Regions from separate parts of the Homo sapiens genome. Here region 1 is linked to region 2. The links are chromatin contacts, found by Hi-C or POLR2A ChIA-PET in ENCODE. All regions are on one chromosome and are shown on one strand. The core of a region is the stretch at or near the end of the contact, and the rest is flanking DNA. Distances in the headings are between cores, read along the strand shown.

Region 1 (5,187 bases), core at 2,331-4,830, 66 kb after region 2:
ATAAACATGGGAGTGCAGATAACTTTTTGATATATTAGTTTCCTTTATTTTGGATATATACGCAGTAGTGGAATTGCTGGATCATATGATGATTCTCTTTTTAGTTTTTTTGGGGAACTTTCATACTGTTCTCTATAATGGCATACTAATTTTCATTTCCACCAACAGTGTACTTAGGGTGCCTCTTTTTCCACATCCTTGGTAGCATGTTATTGCCTGTCTTTTTGATAAAAACCATTTTAACTGCGTGAGATGATATTTCACTGTAGTTTTGATTTGCATTTCTGTGGTGATTAGTGATGAGTCTTTTTTCATATATCTGTTGGCCATTTTGTATATCTTTTGAGAAATGTCTATTTAGATCTTTTGCCCATTTTTAATTTGGATTATTTGTGTTTTGCTAGTGAGTTGTTGGAGCTCCTCATATGTTCTGGTTATTAATCTCTTACTAGATGGGTAATTTCCAAATATTTTCTTCCACTCTGTGGATTGTCTCTTTGTTGATTATTTCCTTTGTTATGCAGAAGCCTTTTAGTTACTAATATAGTCTCATTTGTCTATTTTTGTTTTTGTTGCCTGTGCTTTTGAGATCTTACACAAAAATTCTTTACCCAGACAAATATCCTGGAGCATTTCTTTTAAGTTTTATTTTAGTAGTTTCATAGTTTCAGGTCTTACTTTGAAGTTTTTAATCCATTTTGATTTGATTTTTTGGTATGGTGAGAGATAGGAACCTAGTTTTATTCTTTTGCATAAAGTTATCCAGTTTTCCCAGCACCATTTATTGAATAGGGTGTTCTTTCCCTGGTGTATGTTCCTGTCAACTTTGTCAAAGATTAGTTGGCTGTAAATGCATGGGTTTATCTCTGGGTTCTCTATTCTGTTCCATTGGTCTGTGTGTTTGTTTTTATGCCAGTACCATGCTGATTTTGTTACTGTAGTCAGGTACTGTGATGTCTCCAGCTTTATTCTTTTTGCCCAGGTTTGTTTTGGCTGTTTGGGGTATTTTGTGTTCCATATAAGTTTTAGGATTTTTTTTTCTATTTCTGTAAAGAATGTCATTGGTATTTTGAAAAGGGATTGCATTGAATCTGTAAATTGCTTTGGGTAGTGTTGTTTTAATAGTATTCTTCCATTTCATAAGCATGAAATATCTTTCCATTTTTTATATCCTCCTCATTCTCATTCATCAGTGTATTACAATTTTCCTTGTCTGGATCTTTCCCTTTTTTGGTTAAATTGATTCCAAGATATTTTATATTCTTTGTAACTATCGTAAATGGGATTGCTTTCTTGATTTTCTTTTTTGGATTGTTCACTGTTGGTTTTTGTATGTTGATTTTGTATCCTGTAACTTTACTGAATTTGTTAATCAGTTCTAACAGATTTTGGTGTAGTCTTTAGGTTTTTTGGTTTTTTTTTTGAGACAAGGTCTCACTCTGTCACCCAGGCTGGAGTGCAATGATGCGATCATAGCTCACTGCAGCCTTGAGCTCCCAGGCTGAAGCAATTCTCCTGCCTCTGCCTCTCGAAGTGCTAGGATTGCAGGTGTAAGCCACCACACCTGGCTGTCTTTATCTTTTTCTAAGTAAAAGATGTCATCTGCAAACTAGGCTAATTAGACTTCTTCCTTTCCAATGTGGATGCCTTTTATGTTTTCATAACTGGAAGGGGAACCAACAGATTAGTAGTTTATTTCTTGTTCACTTAATAGTTCAGTGTAGGTATTCAGCATGTGACCTTTCACATTTTGATGGGACTAAATTTTTTTTTTTATCTTATGACTCTATCATTCTTTAGAGAGGTCTGCTAGATCCTATGCATCTGGCCAGTAAGTGGGGAATTGAGGGAGAGAACATAGCTGATGATGCAGGAGACTTAAAAAAAAGCAAACCCAGACCTGGACATAGCTTACCTCATTTTCCCCTATATTCTAGCATGCAGAACTTAGTCACATGGCCATCTGTCTGCAAGAAAGACTGGAAGGTGTTGTCTAGCTTTGTGACAGGAAAGAAAGCAAGTGGTTTTGATGCATATTGTAGTCTCTGTCATGGAGGCTGATACAGTATTAGTAATTTAGGTTTGAGATGATGATAGCTTGGACTAGGGTGATGGTAGTGGATTTACATTCTCCAGTTGTGTTTAGGAGATAGACTCGGTAAGACTTGATATATCATTTAGTGTATAGGCTAGTGAGCTATAACAGAGACTCCAGAACAGAGTAGCTCATACAAGAGAGAAGTTGTTTCCCCCTTATAATAGTTTAGCCATCCTTAGTTCATCTATGGTTTTACCTTTAGATGGTGTGAAATATTGGTAAAAACTGATAAAGTTATCGTAAATTACTGAACAGGATTCCAGCTTATCATTCTGTAATATTAGGAAAATTGTACTAGTTACATGGTTTCTCAGGTAAGCTGCATGACTAGTAATCTTGTCTTCATGCTACCCAAAGTATTAAGGGCGTTAGTAGTGGGAATTTAAGAGAAAGGTTCTTTTCTGAATTATTCAGAAAGCTGAAAAACATTGGAAAAAAGATACAAGAATTTCATTTTATGGGCAGATAGTGGTATGAATGGATTTTGAAGAACTTGTATAAAGTAGAAAGTTTTATGGAGACAGATACATAGACATTTAGTAAACAGTACTTGTAACCTTTTCAAGATTATGGGGAAAGTTGTTGAAATTATTTAGATATTTTAAACCTAAGAGAAAGAAGTTTCTTTGGGAGCAAGTCTCAGAAGTACCTAGCCTCTTTGGTAACTATTGTAAACACTTTCTTAGATTATGTACTGTAAGATTTGAACATAAAAACTTTCACTGAAGGCTGATCTTTATACTTTTAGTTGAAACATTAAGTATTTGAACAGGCCTCTGTAAAATCTCCATACAGCACTAGGTGGCACACTGTGACTTTGGATGAAAATACACATATTTTGTTGAAGACTCCTGTGAGAAAAGAACCTAGGTTAAAAAAAAATACTGTTTGAAATAGACATCTATTTTATGAAGTATCTCAGAACCATGTATTGCATTTCAAACCCTGATACTGATATTAAAATGCTTAAAACTATTTTATTTACATTACTACTGACATTTTTATAAGAACTGGACTACTAAAAATCATTAGAATTTATGGGTTTTTACTAAAAGGAATCCATTCAGCATGTATTACAAAAAGCATCTGTGCTTTAAAATGAAAAATGATTTTCAATCAGATCTTGTAGTAAGATGAGTAGTTATAATGTTTTTGCTTATCAAGTATTGGAATTAAGAATAAAATCAAAGTCTTGAGCTAGTGGTTTTTCTTTGAATGTGTGTCTGTGTATATGTACTAAATACAAAAGAGCTAACTTGGTAAAATTTATAGTGGAGCTGAAATGTTTATGGAAGTAAAGAATGTTAGATTTGAAGTTTTCTGGTCTAGTGTTACAACATTGCTATTTTGTGATTATCCATTTTAGTTCTTGGAAACTCATTATTTTGTGAAGACTCTTGACTTAGAATGTAATGTATGGCATAGTGAATTTTCTGACCTGATATACACACACACACGCACACACACACACACACTCAGTGTCTCTCTCTGTCTCACAGGATGTTCTGTGATTGTGTAAGGGAATTATCTGAAGTAGAGCTGAAAAGTAGGCCATCTATTTATACTTGTTCATTTGGCCTGGAAGCAATAGTGATACCCTTGGTTAGAACAATGCTAAATGATAGATGCCAGTGTAAGTTAGATAGAACTGACCAATACTTAATGGGAGATGTGCTTAAGCTAAAGGACGAAGTTTTCTGGTGTTACATTGATTGGAAAGTATGAGAATGAGTAGAGAAGTGACTTTTGCAAATCTACAGGACACTGAATGGGGTTTGGACAGTGATCATAGACAAATGAGTTTCAGTGAAAGACCTTAATGAGTCAGGTAAGTAGATGACACATGGATATTCAGGGTAAGGTCAGAGGAATGAAGGAATATGGGTACGGATGTTTACATTAAAGACGTAAAAAGTGACAAGTTCTGGAGAGGAAAATTTGGGTTAGACTCTCATCACAGAGAATTAGAGTAGAAGAATATAGTCTTTGTTTTTCTGGTAGTTGGATATTAGTTGGCGAGTTGATTCATTTTTGTACCGAAACCTGTTTCCTGTCACTCACAGATTTAGCACCTATTGTCATTCCCTCTTTCTTACCATAACACAATTTGTCTCTGTACTGGATCATCCCCATCAGTATGAAAGTATGATATACTATCACTCATCTTAAAAATCCATTCTGTTTATTTATTTCTTTGTTCTCCTTTATGACGAAACTCAAAGTATCTTAATACTCAGTATCCCCATTTTTCTCATCATTCTGTTTTGAACCGTTTTCAGTCAGGATTTTGACCCTACTATACCACTAAATAGGCAATAAGTTACCAATTTATTAGAGTTTATTATAAATTATTACTTTTATCACTTCCTGGACAATGCAAGGCTGTCAGTCTTATGGCTGTTGCTTTAAAGGTAATGAGTTGATTTTTCCCTCTCCTCTGTACTCAAGATTTTTCTCTTTGTTTCAGTTTATCATCAGTTTTTCTGTGATATGCTTAAGTGTGGTTTTCTTCGTATTTATCCTCTTTGGGGTTTGCAGAGCTTCTGGGAGAATTGGGCTTATATCTTTTTCTCAACTTTATTTTATACTGTCAAAGAGATTAATGGGATAGTTGGTGAAATGTAAATGCTGTAATTTAAATAATAATTCTGTATCAGTGATAATCTCCTGATTTTGTTAGTTATAGTATAGTGATATAGGATAGTATCCTTACATATATAAAATACATAGTGAAGTATTTACTGCCAAGGAGTATAACTGCAGATTGTTCTCAAATGCTTCAGGAAAAAAATGTGTGAGGGTATGTTTGATATTCTTTGTGTGAATTTATAACTTTTTAGTAATTTGAATTTATTTCAAAATGACAAGTAATATGTGTCTGTTTATCTCACAGTTGGCTTCTTACCATACAGCCACATTGTTTGTTTACATACTGACTATGGCTGCTTCACATAAAATGGCAAAATTGAGTAGTTGTTACAGAGGTCTTATGGCCTGCAAAGCCTAAAATAAAAAAAAAAAAATTATTATCTGGCCCTTTGTAGAAAATCTTTGCTGACCCTTGCTCTAGAGTGTACTATAGTGACTTT
Region 2 (4,807 bases), core at 561-3,060:
TAGGTCTTGACAGATAGGTACCACGCAGTCTTCCAAATCAACGTGTTGTGTTCTTTGATTACTCTAGTATAACCAAAGATTGACTTATTCTTAGATTGGATAATCAGAGACCAAAGGTCTTGTTATTATTGTCTAACTAAGTGGAAGAAAAAAGCCCTTAATCTTCCAGAGGGTTCCAATGTGAATATGTCATTGACAGCACATCTTAAATTTACCAGTTTTTAATTGTCTCCAGCAACTTAATTCCTTGATGGTGAACAGCATTTAAATGAGAGTTACAGAAAAACAGCTAACTTAAGAGTCACAATAACAACCTGAATTTTTCTGAGGACCCACTTGGAACGCTGACAGGGAACATCATTTGAATTGAACAATGGGGAGAGACAACTGCACAGCAATTTATTTAGAACATTCTTTTAATAGTCTGTGCATTTCATTTCTGACTAGAGAATTTACCTGAGAGCATCAGATTTTTTTTTTTAACTGAAGGATATTAAAACCTGAATTAAGAGCAGGATACCTGGATTCTAGTCCAGCTTTGCCACTTATTTGTAGAAGGCACTTATCCCTGTGCTTCATTTCTTCATCTCTACAAAGTGATGTGGACAAGATGATCCCAAGGCCCCTACCAGCTCTAACATTTTGGTATAATGTTATAATAAACGTAATTCACAGGCAACAGGTCTTTTTCTACTTGCTTAAAAAAAGAAGCAAATTCCTAAAATTTAAATGAAGCATATATCAAAAGAGCGATAAATCATTTACTGCCTTAAAGTTTTGGGGCATATTTCTCTAAAATAAATCATATTGTTGACACTAACAAAAGTCACGTGAGAAAGAGGGTGTCTCAAGGTGTGACTTCCACATAGAGTACAGGGTCAATGATGTTTATATATAACTGGAGAAAGCACCGAGTTTTACTTGGTTCTCAGTGTCTAAAGATTTGTAAGTATAAAGCCTATTCTCCATGTCCTTTTCTCCTTCTCACAGGACTTCCAACTTGGGACACTAGCAATCTATACATTCAGCAGACACCGCTGCTTAACATATTTGTGTTTGTCTCCATTGTTAGTCGTGTAGGGCAGTCCTTACTTTCAGTGAGAAAGCCATCTGAGTCCAAGTCGATTTTCTTTATGATCGCCTGCAGTCTTTTTTGCTGCTCTTCGTGGCCGAGTTTAACATATTCATCCACATCTTCCTTTAGGGGGAAGCGACACACAGGAGGGCCAAGCATTACTATCAGTGGGGCAAAATGGTGGAGAAAAACAGGGCTACTAGAAGACCCCCTTGCCAAAGGGTTTCGGGGTGACCCGCACCTGCACTTCAAGGCCCCTACCCCCTACACACCCTCCATGATCTGAGGGGTAGAAGGGATCCAGCTCTTGGGCCGTGCTATCTCCTCAGGCTTTCCAGGCCCCAGGACCCCCAGAGAGCGAGTGCCGCGCCGCCCGGCCCCCATTGTCAGGCCGCCCCTGCCAGGCCTCGCCCGGCCGCCCCCCTTTGTCCCGGGACAAAGCCCGCGGCAGCCGCGGTGCGAGGCCCGGCCCTCCCAGCACCGGCCTGGCCGCCTCACCTGGACGCCCAGCAGCGCCTCGCGGTCGTAGTCGCTGCGGCGCTCGCCCAGCGGGTAGTGCAGCTCCTCGGCCTTGCCGGCGCCGGCCGCGGCGGCGCACAGCAGCAGCAGCCCCAACGCCGCGGTCCTCGGGCCCAGCCGCATCGCGCCGGCCCGCGGAGGACACCGAGGGACGCGAGGAGGGAGGCTGGCGGGGGCCCGGGCCGGCTGCGATGCTCCGCGGGCGGCTACAGAGAGGCGGTGCGACGTACGTTGAGGGCGGAGGGAACGGGAGGCGGAACCTGCGGTGGCGGCCACAACGCCCATGGACGGGCTGGGGGCCGGTCCACCAATGCGGTGCGGAGGCGCGCCAGGAGGAGGCCTATATGGCCGGCGCGGAGTGGCGGGGCACCAGGCCGCGCCGCTGATTGGGCAGCGCGGCGCTGGGGGCGGGCCGCCGCGATGTCGGGGTCAGCGGCCGCCCAGAGAGCTCCAGGAGCCATGCTGGGACTGCAGAGAGGGTAGACCTCTACGACCCGCGCCTTGTCGTTCCCCCGAAACGCTTCTAAAAGCACGCCCCCACCCCACTCCTGCCCACTCCTGGTCCACTCCATGTGCCCCTCCTACCGTCCATCAATGAGAGAGGCTGGAGGTTTCTGAGACAACAATACAATATCGAAAAAATTATTGCCTGAGGAATCGGCCAACAGTATTCTTTCTCAGTCTTCAATGTATCTATTTTATGAGAGTAGGACGTACAAACTCAGGAAGTGCAGCCAGATGCTTGTATCTGATGCTCAATTTCGTGATTTACAAGTTAATGTGAACTTGCTCAAATTTCTTGACCCCTGAAAACTTGTTTGCTCATCTATAAAATGAGCATAGTAATAAGACTACCTTAAAGAATTGTCGTGAAGATTAAATAATGTAATGGGTTTAGAACAATAGCTGGCACATAAGGTGAAGTGTTCAGTGAAGGTAGGCTTTCATCCATACAAGTAGAAAAACGAAAGATGATTGCACAGAAGGAATAGCTTAGTAAGTACCTAGCAAAACCTTTAGGGACAGAATGCATATACACATGGCTTCTATTCCATGTCTATTCACAGGTTTATGTAATTTCTCCACCTCAACCTGAACACATTAAACTCTAAGAAATTTGTAGGCTGCACCTTGAACCCTTTTCTTTATTGATTGCGCCACTTAGGATCAGGCCTTTCACAGAGAAGAAAAGGCTTTCTGGGTCCTCTTTCATTTCTCTCAGTCTCTATTTGGATTGGGAGCAAGAATTCTGTTCCAAACTGCAAAACTGGGTGGGCACAAGTCGCAGAAATTTCCTGGGTCGGGTTGAAATTTATGGTTTGGTCACAAACCATTGAAAGATTCACAGAGCAAAGTGTAAGTTCAATCTTTCCAATGTTATAAAGATCAACGAAGAACAAAGTTTTAAATTTCAGAATATAAATAAAAGCAAATTTTAGAGTTGATTTCATTAAACTAAAAAGAAAACCCTTTATTGCTGGATTTTAATTTTCACTTCCATTCTCGGTTTTGAGGAAAAAAAGAGAAAAATGTCCCAATTTAATATAAGAAACTCTGCTTTGTACCTGTTGTTCTCCAATAAGTAAAAGGTAAACTTTGACCAGCTTCCGGCGTGACTCCAGTTATAAAAGGTAGGCTACAAGGTACTGTGGAAGTTCTTCTAAACTCAGGGGATCCACAGATGGGAGTTTTGGGGGCCAAGGGAACTTAATGATATCTAAAGAGACAGTGGAGTAAGCAGTATCAGAAGGCTGGGTTCTGTCTTCAGCCCCTAAACAGGCTGTTTTCGCTCCCTGGGTCTATTGCTTTCATCTGGAGGAAAAGGATTGTGTTATCTCAGTGGATCTTAATTTGAGATCTTTGGGTTCCTAAGTGGTCCCTGCATGGTTTTCAGTGGTGTGTTTATCCCAAAATCTTGGTGCATGTGTATATTTCCAGGGAGGAAGTCTATAGCTTTGCTTTTATCAGAGTTTCAAAGGATCCATGTGGCAGAAAAAGTTAAGAGTCCCTGAAGAAGGCTCTGAGCAACTTTTTGACTCTTAAAATCAACGATTTTATTGGGATTGTTTGGAAGCAGATTACAGTAAAGGCCTATGCTTAAAAGAGGCAAGACTGATCCAATGTCATTACTTGTAATTAATCCATTCTACTCGGGGAAAAATAAATATCTAAAATAAGTAGCCTGTTTAAAAAAATGTGTTATGAGAATCCAAAGATCAATTTTCTTGACCTATAAAAGCCCATAGCATATAGCAAAATTGGTTTTATTTATATTTTTATTGAGGTATAATTTACCTAAAGTACACAAATGTTAAGTATACAGTTCAATCATTTTTTTAGATTTGTTTGCTGTGAGAGCCTTGAGGTAGGGAACTGTGTGATTTCTCCTAGTGCACCTACAAAAAAGAGGAACTCAATAAATTTTTGTGAAATGTATGAATTCAGCTATTCTGGCATTCTTTTAGAAGTATGTATTATGGGTAATAAAGTTAACTTTGAAACTATTGAAAGAAAGATTTGTAGATTTCTTGCTTTTTGAATTTGGTAAGATGTGTGTTACAATAAGCAGTGGCTTAAAAAACAAAGCAATATTTAACATATATGGCATGGACCCTTGTGTTACAGGCTGATTTCCACCAGAATGAATGAGATTTGGTACAATAAACAACTTAAGTGGGAAAGCCAACAAACTCAATGAGACTGCAGCTTTGCACAGATGGAAAACACAAGACAAAAGAACAGACTATAAGGCAGTGAATGGGAGAACAACTTAGACTGAATGACCATGCAATTAGGGGGATTTTGTTGGCTGTTTAATCTTTTGTCAGTCTTTTGAGGGGAGAAGGAAATGTGAGAATTCCAGGGTTATGGTGGAGTCTTAGAAGGTGACAAGAACATGTGTAGGTGGGTGGGTGTATTATAATGCCTTAAAAATCTTTTCATTTCCAAGGAGTATCTGAATGTGTAAGTAGTCACAAAATCTTTTAACCTATTAGAAGTACTTTCAAGAAATTCAATGTAACTTTTTCACTGAATAAGATTTCCCTAAATTAAAGATGGATCTGTCCCAATGATCAAATGTAATGATAGCTCCATCCTCAAATAGAAGCCATCCTCCACTTCCGGCAATTCACATTTATGGCCCTTGGTCAGTTATACTGGTGCATCTCTTGCCCTAAAGGTAGCCCAAGTGGACAAATATTAGAGTGCCTT

The links. Hi-C counts contacts between places; a loop is a spot of excess contacts on that map. ChIA-PET counts read pairs that join two places held with the same protein, here RNA polymerase II (POLR2A). Pooled maps may share reads with other maps.
Region 1: a loop to region 2 is called in a pooled map, with 4 times the contacts of the local background. The contact joins the enhancer-like site here to the promoter of RCN2 in region 2. A Hi-C loop is called at or near these places in 5 of 50 pooled maps. POLR2A ChIA-PET finds 5 or more read pairs at or near these places in 4 of 52 experiments (A549, A673, HEK293T and 1 more).

The regions. Positions count from the first base shown.
Region 1 is chr15:76,864,629-76,869,815 of GRCh38, reverse strand. All of the region lies in intron 2 of SCAPER (S-phase cyclin A associated protein in the ER), which reads left to right. Among named protein-coding and RNA genes, the nearest start is that of SCAPER, 38 kb to the left of the region's middle. Within about 2 kb of position 3,580, at least 2 of the 41 ENCODE cell types and tissues checked have a DNase peak (open chromatin) inside an H3K27ac peak, as active enhancers do.
Region 2 is chr15:76,928,752-76,933,558 of GRCh38, reverse strand. It overlaps RCN2 (reticulocalbin 2), which reads right to left and starts at 1,810. Exons shown (of 7, transcript NM_002902.3): 1 at 1,574-1,810; 2 at 1,093-1,198. The coding sequence starts at 1,717. RefSeq lists a silencer at 1,368-2,117.